Regions from separate parts of the Mus musculus genome. Here region 2 is linked to region 1. A link is a loop called in an ENCODE intact Hi-C map of the cell type or tissue named here. Cell type or tissue: heart. All regions are shown on one strand.

Region 1 (5,000 bases):
AGAGGCCTTTTACCCTACGCTGGGCTTGCCCTATCCGGGGCCCACAGGTACTAGGGTGCAGCGGAAGGGAGACTGAAGACAGTGTAACACCAGAGGGCCAAACCTGAGACACAGATCAAGTCCTGGAGTCATTCTTGAGAATTAAACACCATGCCCTAAGGGGCTCCCTCCCCGGGGATGCTGCCTCTCATGATTGCTTGGCCTTGTTCCTTTGAACTGATTTACTTGTATGTGTGTCCATGTGTGGTATGGTGTGGAAATTAGGTCTCTTCTTCTACCACGCAGGTCCTGAGTATCAAACTCAGGTCGCCAGGCTTAGGAGCAAGTGCCTTTACCCACTGAGCCTCGTCCCCAAAGGTTGCCCTCTTCTCCCCTCCCCACCTCCCCAGATAACAGGAGCTATCACTCAGAGTCTTGAACTGCGGAAGGGTCAGGTTTTAATGTCCCAGTCGTCAGGCCCAGCCAGTCCCCACAGCCCTGTTGTTTACTCAGGGGGTGGCCTGCCCGCTTCATCTGGGCCTTCTGTACTGGCTGCCCCATCATCCTCAGGCACCAGTTCCACGTCCAGTTCCAACTGGCCCATGTAGAGACCTACTGCACAAGCCCAGAGCAGACTGGCAGCCAACACTGCCCCCACACCAGCGGCAGCACCAGCAAGCGACAGTTGCATGGGTCCCCGCAGCGCTGCCAGACCCACCGCATAGGAGGCTCCGCCCCACACCACGCACAGGCCACCCAGCAGGAAGAAGCCTGTGGAAGAAGGAGCAGTAGTCAATAGTTACAGGGTCCAGCGTATCCCAAGGGGCTGACAGGGTGACGGGTGGGGAGGATGAGTCAGTACGAGCACAGGGCGGGACAAGGCTTCTAACGTCAGCTAGTGAGAGGCTGGAGCAGTGCTAGCTAACGGAAGGCTTACTCGGGCTACTGCGACTGCCTCAAAATAACACGGGAAGGGGTGGGGTGGGGGGGGCAGTCCTGGAGAGATGGCTTCAAGGTTAAGAGTACTTGTTGCTCTTTCAGATGGCCTGAGTTCAGTTCCCAGAACCCACATGGTGGCTCACAACCATCTGTACCTCCAGTCCGAGGGGTTCTTGTGCTCTCTTCTGGCTTCATGGGTACCAGGCATGCACATGGTCTCCATATACACATATACACATAAAATAAAAATAAATCTCAAAAAAACAAAAAGGCTGGTGATGTAGTTCAGTGGTCGAGCCCCTGCCTAGAATCCCCCAGTGAGGGACTGGGGGCGTGGCTCAAAGGTAGAGCACTTGGCTAAAAAATTCCAGTGGAAGGATGGCGATGTGTAGCTCAGTGACACAGCACTTAACTAGTAGGCTGCTTTCCTTCCCGTTATAGCAATACATAAACAAACAAACAAACAAATAAAGGCAGACAAGGACTCAAATACATGAGACTTTGTAAAAGGAAGTATGTGAGACTTGGAGGAGAAATTCAATATCCAAAGGGGCTGGTCTGGGGTATAAACAAAGGTGTCCACATAAGTCAAGGCTACTTGGAAACTGTCTGGTGGACTCCTCACAATGCCGATGAAGGAGGTGTAAGAGGAGATGTAACTAGTGAGGCAAGAGAAAATGGAGGGAGTGCTCTCCTTTTCCAACTGTTAGGGTAGGAGGACTCAGAACTGGAGGAAAAGGGGGAGGGGCCCATTTCCCATAGGGATGGTCTGTACTCACCATAGGCAGCTTCCCGGCCCATGTCACTCTGCATGAAGGAGATGACCCCAATGCCGGATGACAGAAGTCCATTTCGGAACCAGGAGAGAAAAGCTGCGGGGAGTTGGGGGATGGAGCTCTGCATCAGCAAGCCCTGCTTCCTAGATCCCCTCTCACCCTATTCAGCCACAAGACAAAAGTATTCTAGATGCGGATCCCTTCCGGGAAGCCCCATGCAAGTCCCATTCCTTTACCCTTCTGTCCCAGACGTTCAAAATCTAGAGCACGAATTGAAGTTTGAGGATAGAAAGTCTTCCCAAGTCTTCCCTTGTGCATCCTGCGGTCTTCCCTCTCTCCCTCAGACCTCTGGGACAAACTTCTCCAGCCTGTCCCTTCCCCTGTGTGGTAACCGCTCCTACCTAGCATGGCCTCATCCTTGCGTCCACACCTCCCCACCACTCAAGTACCTGAGTGCTGCCAAAAGGCTGTTCCCACTACTAGCCCCATTCAACACCAGACCAGCTCCAATCTCTCAACTCATTGCCTCGTTTGAGATTCCTCCCTCTGCAGTCTAGATCACCTCTCCCTCCAATCAGCAGCCACCTTCTCTACCATTGGTTACACGCTGGTCCAATCCGGAACTTCCCCATCTTCTGCGGGTAGCCACACTCTTGTTTTATTCCAAGTGGTCCCCTCTGTCTGTAATCCTAACGGATACCCCTGTCTCAAGCAACTTGTTCCCTCCCAGCTGCCTCTGGAACGGTCTCTCACCTAGGCAGTGTGGTGCTGCCAACTACTTCTTCCTAACCGTAGCCTCCTCCCCACCCCCACTAATCCCTGCTGTACCCCTTTAGCCAGGACCCGAAAGATGGTGTCCTATGCGGCCAGGCTGCAAAATCTCCAACCCCCAACACCGGTTCCCTGCGCTCACATGAGGAAGCTGCCCCCGCTGAGCACAGGCCCTGTTCCCAGCAGATGCTTGCCTTACTCTGGCCACCCACTCCCACGTGCACATTGAAACCCCTCTCCTTGTAGCGCGAACGACCCCGGCCCCTGCCACTGACCTGTCTCATGTGCCTTGCGGAGGAGCCAAGCGTCCGCGCGATCCAGCTCGGACACTGGAGGCGGCGACGCTCCCGCGCGTGGCCCGTGGCCCGGGGCGAAGGACCCGCGCGCGCCCCCGCTGCGGGGCCGCTGAGGAGGCTGCAGAGACCCCCGGAAGCGCAGGCGGGCCAGGCGCGCGACCCGAGCCCACCACCAGCCGCCTCCCATGGCTCGCAATGGGGCCGCGACACCAGCTCCGCCCCACGGGCCTACTGTAGGCTGGAGGTCACATCACTCATGAGGAGCGACACAACCATTGGTGATCTGCCCGCAACTCTATCCCGGAACGCAATACCTATTGGTGTATCTGGCTGTGTCTCCACTTCAGTTATATGTGCCGGTAGTGTGTGACCCACCTTATTTTTATCATCAGACTACAAATCCCAGAGATCAATGTACGGCAGGCAGTTCGACCTGCAGAAGGGTGCGGCGGAATATCTGCTGGGACTTGTAGTTTCAAAAAAGTTAATGCTCTCAACAGCCAGGAAACAAAACTTGTACTAGTTGCTTAGACTAGTTGCAAAACTGTGGTGAACTCACGGAAACAACTACCAGTTACCTCACTAAAGAGGACACATAACTATTTTGTTGTATTCCTCTTCAGTTTTTCTTCTATGCAGATTTTAATAAGATGTCATTTCTGGAAATTCATTCCTGTCTTTACTTAGATTCTTTCCAAAACGTTATTACCGGTACTGGGACTCAAACTTAGTGAGAGTGGCCGAGAGAGTATTTAACAGAAGAGAGACTGCAGAGGAGAAGCAGAGGAGGGGACAGAAGCAACAGACTCAAGACCTGGCAAAGATCTTGATAGCAGCCACAGCCAAACCACGGGACACATAAGAAATGCCTAAAACAGATAGTCTCAGGAGAAGGAGATAAGAGGGAGGGGGCTAAAGATCAAAGGTGCCCCTCCCAAGCCCAGGGCAGCCCTAAAGGTGAAAGGGAACCCAACAACTTGTTTGTAGATAATAAAGTTGAACTTTCTGCCTTGCTAAAACCTGAAGGTAAAGTCTCCTCATCAGTTTATAAGTGACTTTCAGTGGCAACAGAAACAAAAGAAACAACCAAGACCTCTTAGGGGCCCTGAAAAGTTCGGACTATTGTGCCTCCTCTAAGAAGGCTTTACTTTGCTAACTACAGGTGACCTCCCTAGAGCCAGGGGACTCAGGGCCTTGGCATCAGACAATGGCCAATCTGTCACCAATTGCCAGAAGCCGACCCCCACCTTGTGTATACACCAGTGCAGCAATGGCCTCCTGGTTAAAGATGACGCCAGGGTGACTCATTACCAGCCTCTCTTCTTGAATGCCCCAGGATGACTTTTCAGCTGCCCTGCTGCCTGACCCTGACCTTGATCGGTGGGCCTCTGCATGACTGCTCAGATCATATGTGCAGAGCCACTCCGGACAGGAGTATCAACCCACAAAGCTGAACTGGTGGCAGCTCTGACCAAGGCGTTACAGCTGAGAAAAGACAAGAGACACAGATAGCCAGTGTGCCTTTGCTACTGCTGATATCTATGGGACTATTTATATAGAGAGAGGCCTTCTGGCGGCAGAAGGACAGACTAAACTCCGTCCCAGAGGGCAGTGAGACAGCCCAGTGAGTGACCCTAAAAATTGGGCTCCTCATGTCCTTGATTGCCCTAGACCCAGGAAACCTCATACTCTCTGATCAGACAGAAGATGTGATCTGAGCCAAAACCCTGTCCATGTCTCAGTGTCCTAAGAGATGATGGAGGACAGCTAGCTGATCACAAACTAATTGTACCAGAGAAAATGGGTATACGCATACTGAAAAAGATTCAATGTTCTTCACACATAGGATGCCAGAGAATGCAGGACTTAGTCTACCAGTCCCTCATCATAATTAAAGATGCCAGTCTGAAAACAGCTGAAATTGTTAAAAACTGTAAGGGCTGTCGATTGGCTAATATGGTTGCCAATGAGAAGAACCCTGGTATTCAGTACTGCAGCACCAAGCCAGGAGTCTATGAGGAAACGGACTTCATAGAGGTAAAACCAGGACAATTTGGATATAAACACACACACACACACACACACACACACACACACACACACACACACTCACACACACACACTCATATATACACACTCACACACACATACACTCACACACACATATACACACTCACACACACACTCACACATACACACACACACTCACACACATTCACACACACATACACACACTCAC
Region 2 (5,000 bases), 140 kb after region 1:
ATGACCCCAGGGACAGCCTGGCCGGGACACATGGTGAGGGGCGCACAGACTGCGTCTGGGGTTTGTAGCAAAACCCACCAGGAAAACTGCCTACTACTCTCAGGGCTTGGGCCAGGGAGAACTTTCTCAACAGAGAAGAGCGCAGAAGGGGTGCTGGGGCTCCCAGGATACACGGTGCTGTCAGAGAACCGTGTGTGTGTGTGTGTGTGTGTGTGTGTGTGTGTGTGTGTGTGTAATGGGAAGACACCAGTGAACTCAGAGAAGTGTCCAACTTTACCGCCCCTCCCGCTCCCCCAGTGAGGTGGCTCACCCAGAAACACATGGGGACACAGACATGCACACACAGCCATCCAGAGCCCTTTCAACATATTTACACCAGTCTCACACTGACCCGCTGCTGACATGCCAGCGCTCACCCGCCCACAATGCAGCCGTCACACACTGAAGCACAACAGACTCAAGTCTTCAACGTGTTTCTCCCGCATACACACAGACAACCCAAAGACACCCCCCTTACTATTCCTTAGCACATGCACCACCATCATCTCAAAACACACCTGAATGTGCACCCCCCCCCAACTTTGAGCTCCTGGGACACAACAGCCACACATAGACACAAGTCATCATATCCAGATACATCATCCCCCCTCGTGTGCGGGGCAGCCACATCGGGAGGCACCAGCCGCAGCTGGTAGAAGCCATAGGTCCAGCCTCTACTCTCAGCCCCAATACACCACAGCCAACTGTCAGCCCCAGAAAACACACACACACACACACACACACACACACACAGAGCCCAGCAGCACACACACCTAATGCAGAGACAGAAAACACTGGCCTCACGTGACTGCTATAAACACTACAGAGAGAGAGCACCACATGACACATAGCCTGGATCACAGAGACAAACCCCTCAGACCCAAAACTCACTCTCACCCCCCCCTCTCTCTTTCTCACACACACACACACACACACACACACACACACACACACTGCATGCAGAGAGAGGGGCTGGCACTGAACCCGCTAGATCCCCCCCACCCCCAAAGCCCTTCATGCTCAGCGTGCCTTGTGTGCCTTTTGCTGCTCAGAAGTCACCCAGCGAGCGATCAGGCACTGGGTGGCATCCCATCCCAAAAGCTGGGTACAGCAGATGCTTGTCTTGGAGACACCCAGAGACAGCACGCGCGCGCGCGCATACACACACACACACACACACACACACACACACACACACACACGCAGCGCACACTTGGGCGAGACCCCTGCACAGCAACACAGCTCACTCAAGCGACACACAAACACAGCTCAAGTGCCCCGGTCGTCCGCACCACCACCACCAACACTACCAGGCAAGCGACAGATACAGATCCCCTTTTCACCCCTTAAGAGCACACGTATACAACTCTGGTTTGGGGGGTGGCCACCCACACCCGTAAACGGACAGGTGCACCCCACCCCGCAGACACGCGGGCAAGGACTCACGCAGACACCCCTCCGGGTGACAAACGCCAACATCTCGGTGTAGGGATACAAACTCGGGAGCCAAACACGAGCACACACACCCAGGCGAGACACCTGCAGATCCACAGCCCCGCACGCGCGGTCCCCGCCGCCCCTCCGCTGTCACAGCCCCCCCCCTCGACGCCGCCACGTGCGCCCGCCCCGCCCGCCCAGCGCGCGCGGGGCCAATAACCGGCTGTTGCTGGGGCGCAGCCCCCGCCCGCGGGAGCCACAGCCTCCGCCGCCCCCTGTCGCCGCCCCCGGCGGGCGCGCGCTCTGGGTGTGGCCGATCCTCGGTGCCACCCCCCACCCCAACCCTCCCGCAGTGGGACTCGGGGGACTCGAGCGAGCCCGGGGCCACGCTCCTCCCAGGTCTCACTAGCCACCAGGGGGCGCGGGCGAGCCCGAACCCCATTGTTTGTAAACAAACCCGCCAGACCGCTGTGGCACCTGTGCGCCCAGACAGGGCGCCCTGAGTCCCAGGTGCTTCCTTCCCGCCCGCCTGGCCCAGCCTTAGTCCCAGTGATGAAAGCTGGGGCACAAGCTGCGGGAATGCAAGGCGACCGTCCTATCGGCCCGTGCACCCCGTCACCTCCTCCAGGGAGCCCTCCGGGCCTTGCCGCTCGTAAGCAGCTTCGGGAATCGGGGTGCTCACTCACCCCGGGGGCATGAACACTCCGGAGAAAGGAGGCGATGGGGTGGCGGGCGGTTGCCTTCTGGAGGGCTCGCCCGCCGAGTGGGTTGCTATTGAGGCACCTTGCTGCTGCTCCTGCTGCTCTAACTGCAGTGACTGCTGCTGCTTCTGGAGTCTTCGTGTCCGGATCACCGCTGCTGCTGCTTGCTTGCTGGTGTCGCCGCCGCCTCCTGGGCTCCCCGCTCGCATGTGGCTCTATGCCGCGTCTCAGGCCTCCCGGCAGATCCCCGGGCCCCGCTCGCTCGGCGGCCGCCCCGCCCCGCCTCTCGCTGGCTCCCACGCCCCGCCCCCGCGTGACGCCAGGGCCCCGCCCGCGGCTGGGGACAAGTCGGGGCTTGCAGTCGGGCGCCGCGCCCCCTACCTCGGCGCGGGGGGTTTCCCGGCAGCCAGAGGGGCGGGGCGAGGCCTGGTCCAGGCAGGAGGAGCAGCGTGGGGACAGCCCAGACCTAGGGTGTCCGGACACACGCTTGACACACTGACACACTGACTGGGACCCACACCCACACCTGAGGAGTACGCTCAGACTAACGGACTGGCACGCCAGGGTGCACTGAGTCAGTGATGACTGAGCCACAGGGACACAAAGTCAGACCAGAGGCACAGATACACATCAGGACAAGGGCCTGGACACACGAGCTCACACAGACCCAGACATCCAGATTATCTTACTTACTGGCTCACTGGGTCACACACAGACAGTGACAACCCAAAACGTAGTTGCACAAACAATATTCAAACAGTCTCCGACGCACAAACCCGTGTCCCCAGATGCCTAGGGCATTCACACTACACTAAAGGCTGACCCCTTCTCAGAACAACTTCCTGGCAGGTTCAGAGGGACACACACTCCAATCCAAATAGCACTCTCAGGCTGACACCCGCAATAGCTGAAGCACAGCCACTAGACTGCACTGGCTGACCCTACAAAACATGCCAGTCACATACAGAAGAAACTGAGCCCAGACCTGTGCTCACAAAGTCACTCCTGAGACAGGTTCCTGCTAAATGGCTTGATGGCGGGTTACACTCGTGAACTTAAACACCTGGCCCGCCTGGCGTAATACCCATCTGGCACTGGACAAATGGGGAAGAGGCAGCCCTGTGCTCCTGGCACAGACATGCCCGGGCAGCCCCCTGCACCCTATTTCATCCTGTCTGTTGTTTCTGTTTCCTTTCCCTTTTCTAAAAGTCATTTATTTCCCTTCCCTTTTGAAACAGTGACCCTTCCTCCTCCCAAGCCGTAGACATCTCTCACGGCACTTGACAGACTCTCTGTCTCACCCAAACTGTCACCAAACTTACTGAGTATATTACTTACCTATGGGTGCCCAGCACTGGGCCCGCTGTGAAAGGGTGTCACACAGCCATGTGAGATAAGACACTTGTTAAAGAAATAAACATAGTCACTTACACCTGTCTTCCCAGCACTTCCAGAGGATAAAGCAGGAATGTGGTTGCAAGGTTGGAGTCTGTCTGAGTTACATAGTGAGTTCCAGGCCCCCCCCTTTTTTTTTTTTTCTTTTTTGGTTTTTCAAGACAGGGTTTCTCTGTGTAGCCCTGGATGTCCTGGAACTCAGTTTGTAGACCAGGCTGGCCTCAAACTCAGAAATCTACCTGCCTTTGCCTCCCAAGTGCTGGGATTAAAGGCATGCACCACCACTGTCCAGCTTGTTTGTTTGTTTGTTTGTTTGTTTGTTTGTTTGAGACAGGGTTTCTGTGTGTAGCCCTGGCTGTCCTGGAACTCACTTTGTAGACCAGGCTGGCCTCGAACTCAGAAATCCTCCTGCCTCTGCCTCCCGAGTGCTGGGATTAAAGGCGTGCGCCACCATGCCCGGCTCTCCAAGCCCATTTTTGAGCACAGCAAGTGATCTTTTTCAAAAAACGAAGCAAGTGGGGGGGGGGGGGAGAACTCAGTGATTAAGAGTGCTTACAGCTCTTCCCAAGGAAGGACCTGTGTTCTGTTCCCAGTACCTACATCTTGTGCCTGGATATGTAACCCTAGCTCCAGGGAATCTGATGCTCCTGGCCTCCTGAGAGACCTGCGTCCGTGTCCACACACTCACGTACACACACACACACACACACACACACACACACATACTCACACACAATTAAATTTAAAATAACCCACAACTGGACAATCTGCAGACAGTGAGAGACCTTGGAGCATTCAGCTGTAAACTGGATGTTTTCATCCAACTCCTTTCCTCGGGGTTCAGGGACCCACGCAGAAGAGGAAGTGGAAAGATCACCAGAGGTGGCAGATGACTCCAAGAAAAGTGTGCTCCGGCTGGGCATGGTGGTGCACGCCTTTAATCCCAGCACTCAGGAGGCAGAGGCAGATGGATTTCTGAGTTCGAGGCCAGCCTGGTCTACAAAGCGAGTTCCAGGACAGCCAGGGGTATACAGAGAAACCCTGTCTCGAAAAACCAAAAAAAAAAAAAAACCTGACAAAATCCCAGCAGTGAGTAGGGTAGGACACAAGGTCCCACCTCTAGTCCAGAAGCTATTTGTAATTGATTCCTTCTCGGGGGAGGGACATCAGTTCTCTCCAGTGGAGTGTCACTGGGCTTCTATACTCCAGGACAGGTCTCAATGCCCCTCTGCTGCCCCCCCTCCCCCCACACACACCAGTAGTTGGTCAACCCAAAACAGACTGCATGGTTTTTTATGTGCTTTTTCCTGAGTTTAGTGTTGGCTTGGTTTGGTCTTTTTGGTTTTCTGTTTGTTTTGATTTTTGGTTTTGGGGTGGTTTTGTTTTGCTAAGACAAAGAGAGAAAGAAAGAACATGAAGTTGGGTGGA

The links. A loop is a pair of places that touch in the nucleus more often than their neighbours do. Peaks named below come from ENCODE experiments on the same cell type or tissue, not always from the same donor. Only the 100,000 strongest peaks of a DNase experiment are listed, where the experiment ranks them.
Region 2: it touches region 1 in a loop (1.9-fold over the local background); 1 of 42 quality-filtered maps calls a loop at or near these places.

The regions. Positions count from the first base shown.
Region 1 is chr7:16,450,911-16,455,910 of GRCm38, reverse strand. Tmem160 (transmembrane protein 160) reads right to left here and starts at 3,132. Exons shown (of 3, transcript NM_026938.1): 1 at 2,741-3,132; 2 at 1,698-1,790; 3 at 421-750. The coding sequence starts at 2,948. The coding sequence ends at 485. Npas1 (neuronal PAS domain protein 1) reads left to right here. Exons shown (of 12, transcript NM_008718.2): 12 at 1-190. The coding sequence ends at 76. In heart, no CTCF peak of the experiment used is centred here; DNase peaks (open chromatin) are centred at 2,330 and 3,020; H3K4me3 peaks cover 1,721 bases; H3K27ac peaks cover 1,513 bases.
Region 2 is chr7:16,307,024-16,312,023 of GRCm38, reverse strand. It overlaps Bbc3 (BCL2 binding component 3), which reads right to left and starts at 2,441. Exons shown (of 4, transcript NM_133234.2): 1 at 2,163-2,441. In heart, a CTCF peak has its summit at 1,895 (motif pointing right); DNase peaks (open chromatin) are centred at 423, 1,203, 1,703, 2,523 and 2 weaker places; H3K4me3 peaks cover 3,000 bases; H3K27ac peaks cover 3,439 bases.